Regions from separate parts of the Homo sapiens genome. Here region 2 is linked to region 1. A link is an interaction called in ENCODE POLR2A ChIA-PET data of the cell type or tissue named here. Cell type or tissue: K562. All regions are shown on one strand. Links, peaks and the distances in the headings refer to the core of each region. The heading gives the core; the rest is flanking DNA. Region 1 has its middle 28 kb from the start of GADD45B. Region 2 overlaps LMNB2 (lamin B2).

Region 1 (5,370 bases), core at 283-5,282:
GAGTTTCACTCTTGCCGCCCAGGATAGAGTGCAATGGCGTGTTCTCGGCTCACTGCAACCTCCACCTCCCGGATTCAAGTGATTCTCCTGCCTCAGCCTCCCGAGTAGCTGGGATTTAGCTGGGATTACAGGCATGCACCCACCACGCCCAGCTAATTTTGTATTTTTAGGAAAGACGGGATTTCGCCATGTTGGTCAGGCTGGTCTCGAACTCCTGACCTCAGGTGATCCGCCTTCCTCAGCCTCCCAAAGTGCTGGGATTACAGGCATTAGCCACCGTACCCAGCCTACATATTAATTTCTGTACACACACTTGGATGTGTGTGTGCATTCCAGCATATGTGTGTGTACCGGTCCCTAGAATTATGAGACATTTTTATTCCCTCATATGTAAAATGCCTATTCATACTTTTTGTTTCTTTTCTTTTCTTTTTTTTTTTTTTTTCTTTTTTGAGACAGGGCCTGCTGGCTCTGTCGCCCGGGCTGGAGTCCAGTGGTGCTATCATAGCTCACTGCAGCCTTGATCTCCCAAATTCAAGCAGTCTTCCCACCTCAGCCTCCCAAGTAGCTGGGACTACATGGAAGCACCACCACACTCAGCTAATTTAAAAAAAAATTTTAAAGATGAGTTCTTGCTGTGTTGCCCAGGCTGGTCTCCAATTCCTGGGCTCAGGTGATCCTCCTATCTTGGCCTCCTAAAGTGCTGGGATTACAGGTGTGTGCCACTGCACCCAGTCTGTTTATTTCCTAATTAAATCACTTGCGTATTTCTTTGGGATGAAAGACACTTTTTACGCAGGCTTGTTAATTCTGGTCTGTTACAAGTGTTGCAAATATTTTCTCCTAGACTATCATTTAGATTTTTATGTCTGGCACACAAAACTCATCAACATGTTCCTTTCTTGATTCTCTAGGTTTTGTGACATGCTTAGTTAGAAAACTGTTCCACAAACTAAGATTTAAAATGATACATCCTGGCTGGGCGCGGTGGCTCACGCCTGTAATCCCAGCACTTTGGGAGGCTGAGGAGGGTGGATCGCGAGGTCAGGAAATCGAGACCATCCTGGCTAACACGGTGAAACCCTGTTTCTACTGAAAATACAAAAAATTAGCTGAGTGTGGTGGTGGGCACCTGTAGTCCCAGCTACTCGGGAGGCTGAGGCAGGAGAATTGCTTGAACCCGGGAGGTGGAAGTTGCAGTGAGCTGAGATCCCGCCATTGCACTCCAGCCTGGGTGACAAGAGCAAGACTCTGTCTCAAAAGACAAAAATGTTGTACATACACAGCATGGAATATTATGCAGCCACAAAAAGGAACGGGATCATGTCCTTTGCAGGGACATGGATGGAGCTGGAAGCCGTTGTCCTCAGCAAACTAACACAGAACAGAAAATCAAACACCACATGTTCTCACTTATAAGTGGGAGCTGAATACTGAGAACACATGGACACAGGGAGGGGAACAACACACACTGGGGCCGCTGGGGGGTGAGGTGAGGGGGAAGGGAGGGAGGGCTCCAGGATAAAGAGCTGACGTACGTGGGGCTTTTTGTTTGTTTGAGACGGAGTCTCGCTCTGTCACCCAGGCTGGAGTGCAATGGTGCAATCTCAGCTCACTGCAACCTCTGCTTCCCAGGTTCAAGTGATTCTCCTGCCTCAGCCTCCTGAGTAGCTGGGATTACAGGCGTCCGCCACCACACCCAGCTAATTTTTGTATTTTTAGTAGAGACGGGGTTTCACCATGTGGGTCAGGCTGGTCTCGAACTCCTGACCTCGAGCAAGCCACCCACCTCGGCCTCCCAAAGTGCTGGGATTACAGGCATGAGCCGCCGCGCCCAGCAACATGTGGGGCTTAATACCTAGGTGACGGGTTGATTGCAGCAAACCACCATGGCACATGTTTACCTATGTAACAAACCTGCAGGCTTGGGAATTCTGATCTGTTATAGGTGTTGCAAATATTTTCTCCTAGACTATCATTTAGATCTGCACATGTATCCCAGACTTAAAATTAAATTATTTTAAATTAAAAAAAAAAAAAAGAATCCAACTCCTCGTCTTTCCCAGCGTCGAGGGGCTCACATCCCTCAGCTCGGGGCCCCTTCCTCCACCTTCGCAGCCAGGAGCGCAGCCTCTTCTAGTCTTTCTTATGAGGGACCCTGTGAGGACACTGGGGACTCCAGATCATCCAGGCTGCTCTCCCATCTCAGAGTCCTTCACTCAATCGCACCTGCAGAGTCTCTGTTGCCGTGGAAGGTGACATACCCCTGTGCTCCCGGAATTAGAACAAGGACATCTTTGCCGGCTGCTATTCAGCCAACCATAGCTTGGGCTCCCCAGAGGCAGAGCCTGAGACAGAAGGTTCATATGCTCTTGTTTTCTGGGGGAGTCCAGTCTGATCCTCCATACGAGAGGGAGAGACCAGGACAATGAAGCAGGGAGCGAGAGCAGGCCCATAAGAGGGTGTGTCACTGCCTCAGCCTTGGCTTAATATAGGCGCCCTCGACCCCGCAAGCTCACGGAGCCGGCGTCTCAGGGCCCGTAGGCGGGAGGAGGTTGACTCACCGGCTCCTCACTGGCCACAGGCTCACCTCTGCACTGACTGGTTGTGGCTGCCTGTGTGCAGGGGGGAGCTCAGGTGCAGAGCTCACACCTGAGTGACATCCGTCAACACCTGACGGAGCTAGCCCGTGAGTGGGTGAGGTCGAGGGGCTCTGCAGGGGAGCATAAGAGGGTCTCATACCAGGACCGGCCATGTAACGTGCAGGGCTCAGTAAAAAATGAAAACACAGGGCCCTTTTTCAAAAATGTTTAAGAATTTCAAGACAATGACAGCAGCATTAAACCAAGGGTGGGGCCCTTCCGACCACACAGCGCTTCTGATCATGGGGCCCTGGGTGACTCACAAGTCGCACACCCATGAAGTCGGCCCTGTCTCATACACCCACCAACATATTTTTCAGATATTCCAGAAGGGGTTTGCTTAAGCTATTAGGACAGAAAAAAAGTCACAACAGATTGAAGTCATTAAACATTTAAAGCCTTTACTGGCCGGGTACAGTGGTTCATGCCTGTAATCCCAGCACTTTGGGAGGCCAAGGTGGGTGGATCACCTGAGGTCAGGAGTTCGAGACCAGCCTAACCAACATGGCGAAACCCCGTCTCTACTAGAAGTACAAAATTAGCTGGACGTGGTGGCTCATGCCTGTGATCCCAGCTACTCAGGAGGCTAAGGCAGGAGAATCACTTGAACCTGGGAGGCAGAGATTGCAGTGAGATGAGATCGCATCATTGCAACAAGAGCAAAACTCCATCTCAAAATTAAAAAAAAAAAACAAAAAAACAAAACCTTACCCTTATAACATGCTCACTTCAGTAGCACATATTCAAAAAGTTGGAAGGATGCAAAGATTAGTATTGCCCCTGCGTAAGGATGACATGAAGCATTTCATATTTTTAAAAAAGAAATAATAATAATTAAAAATTGCCAGGCGGGTGGCTCACGCCTGTAATCCCAGCACTTTGGGAGGCCAAGGCGGGTGGATCACGAGGTCAGGAGATCGAGACCATCCTGGCTAACACGGTGAAACCCCGTCTTTACTAAAAAAAAGTACAAAAAATTCGCCAGGCGTGGTGGCGGGCACCTCTAGTCCCAGCTACTTGGGAGGCTGAGGCAGGAGAATGGCTTGAACCCGGGAGGCAGAGGTTGCAGTGAGCCGAGATGGAGCCGCTGTACTCTAGCCTGGGCAACAGAGCAAGACTCTGTCTCAAAAAAAAAAAAAAAATTAGAGATCTTGTCTGGATTATCCAGGTAGGCCCAATGTCATCACAGGGTCCTTGTAAGAGGGTGGCAGGAAGGTCAGTCAGAGAAGGAGACATAACAACAGAAACAAGAGGCTGGAGTGATGTGAAGTCACAAGCCGAGTTGTACGAATAACTCCTGAAATCTGGAATACACCGGGAAACAAGTGAAAGAAGCTGCAGCCTTCACAGCCTCCATGCTACGATCCCAACTAGAAAAGATTCCGCAAAAGGCAAAGCTATACATGAGTAAAAACATCAGTGGTGGCTCACGCCTGTTATCCCAGCACTTTGGGAGGCTGAGGCGGGTGGATCACCTGAGGTCGGGAGTTGGAGACCAGCCTGACCAACATGGAGAAACCCTGTCTCTACTGAAAATACAAAATTAGCTGGATGTGGTGGTGCAGGCCTGTAATCCCAGCTACTCGGGAGGCTGAGGCAGGAGAATCGCTCGAACCCGGGAGGCGGAGGTTGCAGTGAGCCCAGATGGCACTGCTGTACTCCAGCCTGGGTGACAGAATGAGACTCCATCAAAAAAAAAAAAAAAAAAAAAAAATCAGGGGTTACCCAGGTTGAAGGAAGCGGGGATAAGGGTGAATAGGTGGAGCACAGAGGATTTGGGGAGCAGTGAAATTACTGTATGTGACACTGTCATGGTGGATATGTAACCTCATGCATTGGGTAAAACCCACAGAACACAGACCTCCAAGGGTGACCCCTACTGTAAACTCTGGACTGGGCTGGGTACGATGCCGAATGCAGACACTCTGCCTCTGCAAAGCAAAGAAGGGTCCACGCCACAGATGCCACAGAGCGCAGACTGATGGAGGGAGGGCACGATGGCCTCCTCAACCAGGCCGGGGAAGCACACCCAAATTAAGTATACATTGCCTCCCAAATCCAAGGAGATGCATTTGACGTCGTGCCTTCTCTTTGGTCCTGGGAAGGGCCAGAGGCAACAATTTATCTTTCACTTGACGTCAAGCAAGAGAAGGATAATGAGTACCAACAGCCAGCCTCCACATTGCACACATTTTGTTTATAATAATTAGAAAATTTGTTTTCATGCTAAAGAAAGGGTAAAAGAGCCATTTACAGGCAGCAGAAGCATAGTGCTTATCTAAGCAGAGACTTTTATTTTTATTTATTTATTTTATTTATTTTTTTTGAGACAGAGTCTCACTCTGTCACCCAGGCTGGAGTGCAGTGGCGCAATCTCGGCTCACTGCAACCTCCGCCTCCTGGGTTCAAGTGATTCTCTTGCCTCAGCCTCCTGAGTAGCTGGGATTACAGGCGCTCGCCACCACTCCTGACTAATTTTTGTATTTTTAGTAGAGACGGGGTTTCAGTATGTTGCCCAGGCTGGTCTCAAACTCCTGACCTCAAGTGATCCACCCGCCTTGGCCTGCCAAAGTGCTGGAATTACAGGCGTGAGCCACCACGCCCCGCCTTAAGCAGAGACTTTAAACCTGTCCATCTGGACTTCTGTCTCTGACCCACTGCCAGCCTCAAATCCCTCCCACTGGGATCTCCCCTCTTCCAGAATCCTTGCCTGCTCTCCAGTTCCCAG
Region 2 (5,370 bases), core at 253-5,252, 51 kb after region 1:
GTATCTGGGGTGGAATGGGGGTGGTCTCTGGGCTCCAAGGAGACTGGGGGGCCCAGGCCCTCTGAGGAGGCCCAAGATGGGGTGTGTGGGGGGTCTCCCTGGAGTCTCTGGGGTGAGTCACGTGGTCTCAGTTCTCCCTGGAGCTTTAGCGAGTTCCCTGATGAATCCAGAAGAGATTGGTGACTGGGGTGGGAATTAGGCCCCTCATCTCTCACCAGGCCCAGGGTGGGTAGGGGGCCGAGGGAGAGGTTCTGATACCTTGGGGTCCCACGGGAAATTTGGGAGTCCCTTATTTGTGCCCTGGTGTCAGCGGTGGTCTGGCAGGTTCTGCCCCCAAGAGAATATGAAGGAAGGGTGAGAGTTGGGATCTTGGGTCCGGTGGAAAGTGTTGAGGTTCTGAATGGGCCCCGAGGCTTCAGTGCAGACTGAAGGAGAAGAGGCGGGAAAGTCTGCCCACCAAGGGGACATGAGGTCGGGGTGTCTTGGGGTCTGGGTGCAATCTGTCCTGCCCCCCAACCTAACCCTGGGGAGGCTCTTTGTCCCTCCCACTGGCCATGCCCAATCCAAGGACAGGACTCCAGAACGGGGGGCAGGCAGGAGCACCCACTTGATTCCTGCCATGGGTTGGGGTCCTGGGGTCCCTAGGCCCCAGTGTCCTGTTGGGAGAGCTGGGTGCCGAAGTCGGGATTTGCAGCGCCCAGTCCCCACTCGCCCATCTGGAGATCAGAGGACGTGGTGGGCTTCTGGGAGAAGAGCTGCTTGTTGAGGGGGTCGGGTCATTTCTGGGAGCCACTTACCCTCTGTGTGACCTTGGGCTAGTCGCTTACCCTCTCTGGGTCTCAGTGCCCTCGCCTTTGGAATGGGTGTAATTATAATACCCACCTCTTACTTGTGTGTGGGGCCACAGCAGGTTAACTTTTGTTCAGTAGCTCCCTGTGGGTTGTTTTCACAGTGCCCTGGGGACAGGGAACCTGAAAGAATGTAGCTGGTGCCTTCAGGGAGGTAGAAGGAAGATCAGTGCTTGGTGGGATCCCCTGCTTTTCTTTCTTTTTTTTTTTTTTTTTTTTTGAGATAGAGTCTCGCTCCGTCGTCCAGGCTGGAGTGCAGTGGCGCGATCTTAGCTCCCCGCACCCTCTGCCTCCCGGGTTCAAGTGATTCTCCTGCCCCCGTCTCCCGAGTAGCTGGGATTACAGGTGTTCACCACCATGCCCGGCTCATTTTTGTATTTTTAGTAGAGACAGAGTTTGGCCTTGTTGGTCAGGCTGGTCTCAAACTCCTGGCCTCAGGTGATCTGCCTGCCTCGGCCTCCCAAAGTACTGGGATTACAGGTGTGAGCCGCCGTGCCTGGCCAGTCCCCTGCTTTTCAATTAGTGTGGCTTTGGGCAGGCCCCTGTGTCTCTTGGAGCCTCCATCTTGCCATCTGTCCAGTGCGGAGTTGTCCCAACTTAGAGGCCGCCTGCTGGACCCGTGGCGTGCAGGGTTAGAGCTGGTTTCTTGTCTTTGGGCCTCTGTTATCCCACCTGCCAATGGGACGAACAGCTGCAGGGAGCTTTGAGGGTGCAGGGCCTGGTGAGTGCTGGGGAGGTACCAGCCCCAGCCCCACTGGACGCCCCATTGGACCGGCCCTGTGCCCTAGAGGGAGCCTGGCCCAGCCACCTCTCGGGGCCGCAGCAGCATCCTTTACAACTCAGTTCACTCAGGCTGGGTGAAATGCGGGTCTGACTCCAGTGAAGGCAGCCATTTAGCAGGTGACACACTGGCCCCTCCGTGAGCCCTGTCACCCAGCCGTGTCTGCAGGGCATGTGGCAGGGGACAGCTGGGAGTTCCGCCTGCGACTAGTGGGCCAGGAACCCGGCTAGTGGGGAGCAGAGTTGGAAGCCTGCTGGGGTGGGGGCCGCTGGTGGGGGGACGTCATGTGGGCCCACATGGAGGGAGTGACCTGGAATAGCTGGGGGCCTTCTAGACACAGGTGGGCCACGTGGGGTTCAGAGAGCAGCCTCAGGCTCAGGCTGGCAGGATGGGGGCAGGGGAGGGAGCTCTGAACGAGGAGGGACCTGGGGTGTCAGGCCTAAGAGCATGCAGGTCACCTGGACAGCAGGGCCTCTCTCACCTGGCCAGCTTCTGCCCCCAGGGGACTCTTGGCCAAGGCTGGGCATGCCCTTGGTTGTCACATTGGGAGGGAGACGGCATCGGCACAGCGTGGGTGGAGGCTGGGTACTGCTCAGCGCCCCGAGAAGAGAATCACCTGGCCCCCACGAGGATGACGCAGCCCTCACGAGGATGACCCAGCCCCATGAGGATGACCCAGCCCCCACGAGGATGACCCAGCCCCCACGAGGATGACCCAGCCCCCATTAGGATGACCCAGCCCCCATTAGGATGACCCATCCCCCATTAGGATGACCCAGCCCCCATGAGGATGACGCAGCCCCCATGAGGATGACCCATCCCCCACGAGGATGACGCAGCCTCCATGAGGGTAACACGGCCCCCATGAGAATGGCCAGGCCGAGGAGCCTGCTGGGAGGCGTGAGGGACTCAGTTCAGATTTTTTCAGGCTCATAACACGACTCACAGCATCCTGGTGTGTGGCGGCCCCCGAGGTCCTCACACACGCCTTTCTCACTTCTTTTTTGAGATAGAGTCTCACTCTGTCGCCCAGGCTGGAGTGCAGTGGTGTGATCTCGGCTGACTGCAACCTCTGCCTCCCAGGTTCAAGCAATTCTCCTGCCTCACCCTCCTAAGTAGCTGGGATTACAGGCGTGTACCACCACACCCGGCTAATTTTTGTATTTTTAGTAGAGATGGGATTTCACCATGTTGGCCAGGATGGTCTCTATCTCTTGACCTTGTGATCTGCCCGCCTCAGCTTTCCAAAATGCTGGGATTGCAGGTGTGAGCCAGTATGCCTGGCCTTTTTTTTTTTCTAGACAGAGTCTCTCTCTGTCGCCCAGGCTGGTGTGCAGTGGCGTGATCTTGGCTCACTGCAACCTCTACCTCCTGGGTTCAAGGGCTTCTCGTGCCTCAGCCTTCTGAGTAGCTGGGATTACAGGCGCCCACCACCATGCCCGGCTAACTTGCTCACTTCTTTCCTGCCCGCAGGAGTTCACCCTTGCACACTCGTACAAAACCAGGCCAAGCATGGGTTCCACATTCCCATGTGACACTAGGGGGTGTCTTTTGGCGGTGTGGATGAATCGCCATATACAAGCATCGTTGGAGGGCTTGGGAAAGGGTGGGGTGGGGGCTGGCCAGATGGGTATTTGTTGAAGGAGGATCACTGAGTGCTGGGGGCGGGGGCAGGTGCAGGGAGGCCGCGCTGTGGCCCGTGTCCAGGCGCGGGAGAGGCAGGTACTCCAGGTACTTCCCTGCCAGGCCTTACGTTCCCGAGGGAGGAGACCTGGCTTCGGCATCTTCTGTCTTCCCCTGCCCCGGTGTCCCCTGGCTGCTCAGGGCTGCTGGAGGGGGTCTCGGAGGCGGCCCAGGCGAGCGTGGAGGATGGAGTCCACTTTGGAAGTGACCCCAAGCCGGTGTTTGCATTTTCTGCACAGGGCTGTAGTTCTTAGCCGGGCCATTTTGTCCCACCGTGGCCTCCTCCAGCCGAGTTATGCTGCTCTGTGTGTCCGAGGGGTCCCAGGCAAAGGCCATCTCAGGCTATCTGAGCCCTGCCAGGCCCACATGTGTGGACACACTTGTTGACTTCCCTCAAGCCTAGCACTTGCTAGATGCCGTGAAAGATGAAAGAAAAGGCCCAGCCTGTCCCCAGCCCTTTGCAGCGCCTCACAAGCACAAGGAGGCCGTCCTGCCCCGGCACACCCGTTCCGCAGGCTCAAAGGGTCTTTGTGAGGTGCCCCAGCCTCTAGAACTTTCCTCATCATCACAGCACGGCAGACCAGGCATGGTCAGCAGACTTTTTCTAAAAAAGGCCAGACTGTCTGCATCTGAACCACTCAGCTCTGCCATAGGATGAAAGCTGCCTTAGCCCATAGGTGAATAAGTGGGTGCTGCTATGTGTCAATAAAACTTTATTTATACACATGGAACTGTGAAGTGCATAGAATCTGCCTGTGTCACAAAGTCTCTTCATCTTCCCCCCTGGCCTTTATCGTTTTTGTTTTTGAGACAGTCTCGTTTTCCAGGCTGGAATGCAGTGGCACAATCTCCGCTCACTTCAACCTCTGCCTCCCGGATTCAGGCGATGAAGCGATTCTTGTGCCTCAGCCTCCCCAGTAGCTGGGATCACAGGTTTGCACTGCCACGCCCAGCTAATTTTTGTATTTTTAGCAGAGATGGGGTTTCACCATGCTGGTCAGGCTGGTCTCGAACTCCTGACCTCAGGGGATCTGCCAGCCTCTGCCTCCCAAAGTGCTGGGATTATAGGCATGAGCCACCTCTCCTGGCTACCCCTAGCCATTTAAAAATGTAAAAACCGTCTGGGCGCAGTGGCTCACACCTATAATCCCAGCACTTTGGGAGGCCGAGGTGGGCGGATCACGAGGTCAGGAGATTGAAACCAGCCTGGCCAACATGGTGAAGCCCCGTCTCTACTAAAAATACAAAAATTAGCTGGGCGTGGTGGTGCACGGCTATAGTCCCAGTTACTTGGGAGGCAGGAGAATCGCTTGAACCCGGGAAGCAGAGGTTGCTGTGAGCTCAGATCATGCCACTGCACTCCAGCCTGGGCAACAGAGTCTTGCCCTGTGCTCGCCCAGGCTGGAATGCAATGGTGCAATTTTTGTGTTTTTAGTAGAGATGGGGTTTCACCATGTTGACCAGACTGGTCTTAAATTCCTGACCTCAGGTGATCTGCCCGCCTCAGCCTCCCATCATCTTATGCCAGGTGCGGTGGCTCATGCCTGTAATCCCAGCACTTTGGAAGGCTGAGGCAGGCTGATCCTCCTGCCTCAGCCTCCCAAAGTTGTAGGACTGCAGCTGTGAGCCACTGCTCCCAGCAACATCCATCATGTATTCAGACTTCCTCAGTTTCCCCGATGTCCTTTCCTGCCCCAAGACCCCATCCACTATCTCACGTGACATTTAGTGACTACGTCACTGTCTCCCAGGCTCCTCCAGGCTGATAGTTTCCCCCACGTTCCTGGTTAGAGGTTCTGGTTGGTCCTGAGCGGGCTGGGCAGGTGTGCAGTAGGATGTTCCTCAATGGGGGTTTGTGTGTTGTTTTGCTCATCGTCACGCTGGGGCGATGGGATGAGTAATGTTTTAATGGAATATATATATATATGTGTATATATATATGTATATGTATATGTATTTTATTTTCTTTTTTTTGAGACGGAGTTTCACTCTGTTGCCCAGGCTGGAGTGCAGTGGCGTGATCTTGGCTCACCACAACCTCCGCCTCCCTGGTTCAAG

The links. Peaks named below come from ENCODE experiments on the same cell type or tissue, not always from the same donor. Only the 100,000 strongest peaks of a DNase experiment are listed, where the experiment ranks them.
Region 2: POLR2A ChIA-PET joins it to region 1 with 6 read pairs; 9 of 35 experiments call an interaction of 5 or more read pairs at or near these places.

Annotation. Positions count from the first base shown.
Region 1 is chr19:2,501,134-2,506,503 of GRCh38, reverse strand. It overlaps the pseudogene RNU6-993P. Among named protein-coding and RNA genes, the nearest start is that of GADD45B, 28 kb to the right of the region's middle. In K562, for the core only: no CTCF peak of the experiment used is centred there; DNase peaks (open chromatin) are centred at 2,523 and 2,894; H3K27me3 peaks cover 567 bases.
Region 2 is chr19:2,449,991-2,455,360 of GRCh38, reverse strand. The region is part of intron 1 of LMNB2 (lamin B2); the gene reads left to right. Among named protein-coding and RNA genes, the nearest start is that of LMNB2, 4.3 kb to the left of the region's middle. RefSeq lists enhancers at 1-382, 383-1,093, 1,150-1,764, 1,765-2,379. In K562, for the core only: no CTCF peak of the experiment used is centred there; no DNase peak of the experiment used is centred there.